Linked DNA regions of Mus musculus: region 1 is linked to region 2. A link is a loop called in an ENCODE intact Hi-C map of the cell type or tissue named here. Cell type or tissue: gastrocnemius. All regions are shown on one strand. Links, peaks and the distances in the headings refer to the core of each region. The heading gives the core; the rest is flanking DNA. Region 1 overlaps Nup98 (nucleoporin 98). Region 2 overlaps Nup98 (nucleoporin 98).

Region 1 (2,802 bases), core at 178-2,677, 57 kb before region 2:
TTGGACAGATTTAGGGACAAGGAAGTTACTGATTGATAAATACTACACACAAATTTATGCACGTAGATTCTAAATTGAAGTTGTTCATCTGAATATACTTTTTGTTTTTCAAGGCAGGGTTTCTCTGTGTAGCCCTGGCTGTCCTGGAACTCACTTTGTAGTGGTGAATACATACAGGCAAACCACAATACACATAAAATATTAATAAATTCAGACAAAGACAAAACAAAACCAGAATGCTGGAAATTCAGAGTGGGAGTGATGGATATGATCAAAATACACGTAAACATGTATCCATGAGAGTGCTGCCAGGCACATACAGCGCACTGGGATTACAGATGTGTGCTAACAACACAGCTTGCTTTATCAGGAGTCTGAGAACTAAACTTGGATTGTCAGACTTGTGTGGTTAGTGCTCTGACCCTCTGAACTCACTCCTCAGCCCCTCGCTCGCTCTTTAACTTAGGATCGGTTTCTTCTCAGAGTCTCCAAAAACACAAAGAGAAAGTCAATACCACCAGGAATACTATAAACATTTAATTTTATTTTTTTAAGAAAGTACTTCAGAAAGAGGAAAATAATCTAGATCATTTATATATATATATATATTTTTTAATAAAAACCTTTACATAATCTTCATGCATAAAGACCAAGGGGTGGCCATATTGTCTGTGACAGCCCCAAATATCAGCTGTTTCAGGCTAGTACCTGGGACTTCCTATAGCCAGCAGCAATGTGGTAAAGGCCTTCTCTATTTGCCCCTAGGGCGCATCCAGACCTGTCTCAGTGACAGTTTTATCTTCTTGGAAATGTTCTTGGCTAGATGGGAGGGCAGGGAGGAACATCCTTGACATTCTTCATCTAAACTCCTCTGGCAAATCGAAGACGACGACGACTGATGATCAAGGGCCTGAGCGAATCTGGAGCTTCTCAGACTGGTTCTCGGTGGCTTGGGGCCACTGCGCATGATAGTATGGTGTCCAAAGGATACACAGGGCATGAGTAAAGGCCTTGAAGATCTCTACCTCTATGGCAGACAGCCCTTCTATCTTAAATTTACCAAAGAACAAGGTCCAACTCTCTTTTGACTCCAAAATCCACCGTTACTGAGAAATCTACTTGAGGGACAAATCTGTAAGGAAGGTCAGTCAGTCATATGCCAGATGTCTGTCAAACAGTCACGGTACAAAAGGATCGCAGTGGTGGAGGTTAGATGCTGGCATGGGGTGAGAGCCAGAACGCTGGGTGTGGAAAAGAATTCCCTAGGTTTTGGGAGGTTCTGCCAAAGAGGTTTTATTGACCATTTTTCAAAAGAAAAAAAAAAAAAAAAAAAAGAAAAAGAAAAAAAAAGGTCTTGAGGTTGATAAATGGAGACCTGTCTTCTTTGTTGTTGTTCCAGAAGCCCTTATGAGCTATTGTAGGCTATGCTCAGTATTAGGAAAACCCCTGAATAACTAGAAGATGCAGCAGAAAGGAATGGAGGATTCCCAGAGATTGGCAAAGTGTCAACTAAAACAGTGCTGGGGACTGTGGTGTGGCGAGTGTGAGTGGGCATGAGTGTGGTGGCAAGAGCCAAGCTCACTGGCTCCCAACAGTCAGTTCTCGAAGGTAGGACTGGGTAAGGCCTCGCAGTTCCTCCAAGGCGTAGTCCTCAGGCATGGGGAGCCTGCCAATGTGGGGAGCCAAAAGACGCAAAGGGACTCGCTGAGGGTCTGGCGTTGAGTTGGAGGTGGCATCAGGAGCATGCTGAAGGCTCAGCACTACCCGCAGTAAGTTGGCTACCCGCTTGGCCATATCTAGACAGAAAAAACAGAGTGAGTGCTGAGAACGTGGCACTGGTGTGGGGTGAAATAGCCATGAATGAATAAAGCCCACATGCTAACCTGATTGAGCCAGGCGATCCTTGGCATTGTAACACGGAATCTGTTCTATCCGATTGCACAGTGAAGTCACTTTGGTATGTAAGTGCTCTAGTTCATAACCTGAGCAATCCACCTACAGGAAAACAGAGAAACCAGTAAGGATAAAAGAAATTTCTCCCTCACATGCCTTTAATCTCAGCACTTCAACGCATCTCTGAGTGTGAGGCCAGCCTGGTCTATGAAATGAGTTCCAAGATAGCCAGGGCTATAAACAGAAACCCTGTCTCAAAAATCAAAAACAAAACAGTACCACCACCAAAACAAACAAACAAACAAACAAACAAACAAAACCCCACGTATACTTCAATCCCACTCATAGATGACACAAAATCTTAGGACATTGATAGGAGGGGAGAAAACCCACGCTACCAACATATCATCTAGTTGCTAAGGACAGGGCACTAACAGTAACATAAGGGAAAGAACACAGAGCCTGTGCTGCACAGGTCTTGAGATCATGATTCACAAACCACAAAGTCTTTACACAACACCAAAATACCGAGGATAAATCTATGACACTCAGAGACACACATGTAATAAGAGGTGACATTTAAACCAGCATTTATGTCTCTTTATTCTAAGGTCTAAAACAGTGCAGGATCTACTCATTTATACACTCTCCTGATCCATCCCTATGGTTCCAATTATAGTCATTGTATTGATTTCTAAGTCCTTAGTTCAAGCCCAATACAACAATCTTCCATTCCTGTGCCACACCCCTTGCTGAAGCTTGGACCATCATTACTTCTCACTCAAACACCTTAGGAGCTTCGCCACACTACTGTGTCACACTCTATAATCATTTGTTTTTTGAGATACTGTCTTGCTATGTAGCCCCAGCTGGCCTAGAACTCCCTCTGCACCCCAGGTTGACCCCAGA
Region 2 (2,802 bases), core at 149-2,648:
AGTAAAATATTAAGTGATGGAAATACATTAATAAATCTATTCATAAAAATGAAAAAAATTAAGCCTCTTATTTATAAGCACATGAGATAATAAAAATCAAACTCAAGATATTTTACTTCCTAATATTCATGCAATCATTTTCTTACCTGTTCCAAATCCTGTACCAAGTCCAGTTCCCAAAGTTCCAGCTGCTGGCTTACTTCCAAAAATACTGCTCCCACTGTTATTTGTGCCAAACCCTAAGCAGATAAAAGAATAAGTGGATTGTAATTTTTAAATTCTCAATTTTCTTTAAAAGGGGGTTTTAACACAAAGATAATTGTTCTTAAATTATGCATCTTTAGGTTATAATATTAATAAACCCCAAATTATCAGCTAATGTAACTTGTTAAAAAATTCTGAGACCTGAAAACAAGTCTTTGTATTTACTTAACTGCATCTTTATGCTGATATATCAATTCAGCATTAAAGCAACACACACAGGCTTGATATTTGAGCTTTGTTAAGGCTTTCAAAGTCAGTACACATGATTCAGGTTTACTAACAAACAGAAAAATTCAATCCCACAAATTTTCACTAAAAAAAAAAAATAAAAGTTTACTGAATCTAAAGGAATAGAAAATGACCCATAAAAATCTTTCTAGCAATTTTTGTTTTAAACTGATAGATCTCACATGGCAGCAATGTATGGCTGATTATGTGAGGTGATTTAACAATGCCACACTTAGTAAATTCATAGGCTCAGTCAGATAGCTACTTTTTCTTTCCTTTAACAAGTTTTGGTATTCCTTTTGACAAAACAAATAAATGCATCATTAATCTCTAATGCTAAGAAATGATCAATCATAGACCAGAAAAGTCTTGTTTTTAACATATGCAGTCATATAAAAATTATCATGGAAGCTCAGTGTGATGGCTCATGCTTGCAATTCAACCTCTTTGAAGGCCAAGGCCATCGCATAGCAAGACACTGTCTATAGAAGGGAGAATAGGTAGAGAAGAAATAAAACCTCAGCAGTAAAGAGAGTACTCTGACGTCGTTGACAGAATCACTAAGGGGATTATACTTTGTTATGTCACTATCTGGTTACTATCAGTGAAAACCATCATGAAGCTGAAGAATATAAAATCTGAAACCAAGCATATTTCTGCCATTTTAAAATCTAAGCATGTAATCTGATTTAATCTCAACAAGTGATCTATGTGTTTGTTAAGTTTTTCTTGAATTGTGCTATTAGCTACCTACCATACATACTGTTTTGCCCACTCAGGCATAATCAAAAAAATTTTTTTAAAAAGAAAATGTACTTAAAGATGCTTTCTCTTTTAATTAGAAATTAACAAGAGGGGCTGGTGAGATGGCTCAGTGGGTAAGGGCACCCGACTGCTCTTCCGAAGGTCCAGAGTTCGAATCCCAGCAACCACATGGTGGCTCACAACCATCTGTAATGAGATCTGACTCCCTTTTCTGGTGTGTCTGAAGACAGCTACAGTGTACTTGCATATAATGAATAAATAAATCTTTAAAAAAAAAAAAAAAGAAATTAACAAGAATGGATGGATCATAGTCCTGCAACAGAAAATAAGCTATTCAGGGTCTACCTTAAACCCATAGAAGATATCTGAGTGCCAACTTACACTGTTTATACCACACATTTCCTCTGATTCTCCCTGCCTATTTTACTTCAAAACAATTCTGCTAACTAAAAGTAATCTTAATACACTGTACAGTTAGTGAGGCATGCCAGATAAAGATGAGACCTTGTATACTGAGAAATCAGTGAACACTAGGATAAATACCTTCTTACAATAAAAACACTTACAATGTGGTGGCACACAACTTTAATCCTGTAACTTCGAGGGGGAAAAGCGGGTGGATCTCCTGAGTTTGAGGCCAGCCTAGTCAATATAGTAAGTTCCAGGCCAAACAGGGATCTTACAATAAGGTCCTATTCTCAACAACAAACAACCACAAAGAAACAAGAAAATCCTCCCAGAAAACTGGCCATCTGTACAGTCTGTACAAAACCCCATCATTAAAAAGTAAAATCCCCCTGACCACAAAACACCAAAACAAAAAATGAACAAAAACATTTAATTCTAAACATTACTTATATCACAAATAAAGCTTTTTATTAAAAATGTATTTTCAAAAGTAATGAAAACAGTCACTTAAAAACATTGAATCTTAAGCCAGGTGCCGTGGCACACGCCTTTAATCCCAGCACTTAGGAGGCAGAGGCAGGCGGATTTCTGAGTTCAAGGCCAGCCTGGTCTACAAAGTGAGTTCCAGGACAGCCAAGGCTACACAGAGAAACCATCTCGAAAAAACAACAACAAAAAAAGAATCTTTTCTGTTTTTAAAATTTTACTTATTTCCATTTCATGTGCATTGGTGTTTTCTGTGTGAGGATGAGCGATCCCTCACACGAGAGTTACAGTTACAGTTGAGGACCTGGAGTTACAGACAGCTGTGAGCTGATATGTGGATGCTGGGAACTGAACCCTTGGTCCTCAGGAAGAGCAGCCAGTTCTCTTAACCACAGAGCCATCTCTCCATCCCAGGAGCATAAAATCTTAATGGTTGATAGGTCTTTGGAAGGGTCATAAAAAAAGATACACAGAATAAATATGGTATTAAAATTTCAGCTAGTGAGCTGAGCATGATGGTGTACATCTATATAGTCTGACTACCTGAGAGCATAAAGCAAGAAAAGTGCCTGAGTCCAAGGCTACCTGGGCAACAGGTCAACTCACCTCCTCATGGGGTAAAAAGCAGATCATTAAGAAATATTGTATAAA

Evidence for each region. Hi-C counts contacts between places; a loop is a spot of excess contacts. Peaks named below come from ENCODE experiments on the same cell type or tissue, not always from the same donor. Only the 100,000 strongest peaks of a DNase experiment are listed, where the experiment ranks them.
Region 1: a loop joins it to region 2, with 2.3 times the contacts of the local background. A loop is called at or near these places in 15 of 42 quality-filtered maps.

What each region holds. Positions count from the first base shown.
Region 1 is chr7:102,118,876-102,121,677 of GRCm38, forward strand. It overlaps Nup98 (nucleoporin 98), which reads right to left. Exons shown (of 33, transcript NM_001287164.1): 32 at 1,884-1,995; 33 at 525-1,796. The coding sequence ends at 1,579. It also overlaps a transcript of Art1 not described here. Among named protein-coding and RNA genes, the nearest start is that of Chrna10, 3.6 kb to the left of the region's middle. In gastrocnemius, for the core only: no CTCF peak of the experiment used is centred there; a DNase peak (open chromatin) is centred at 1,678.
Region 2 is chr7:102,176,167-102,178,968 of GRCm38, forward strand. Nup98 (nucleoporin 98) reads right to left here. Exons shown (of 33, transcript NM_001287164.1): 11 at 147-239. Among named protein-coding and RNA genes, the nearest start is that of Nup98, 33 kb to the right of the region's middle. In gastrocnemius, for the core only: no CTCF peak of the experiment used is centred there; no DNase peak of the experiment used is centred there.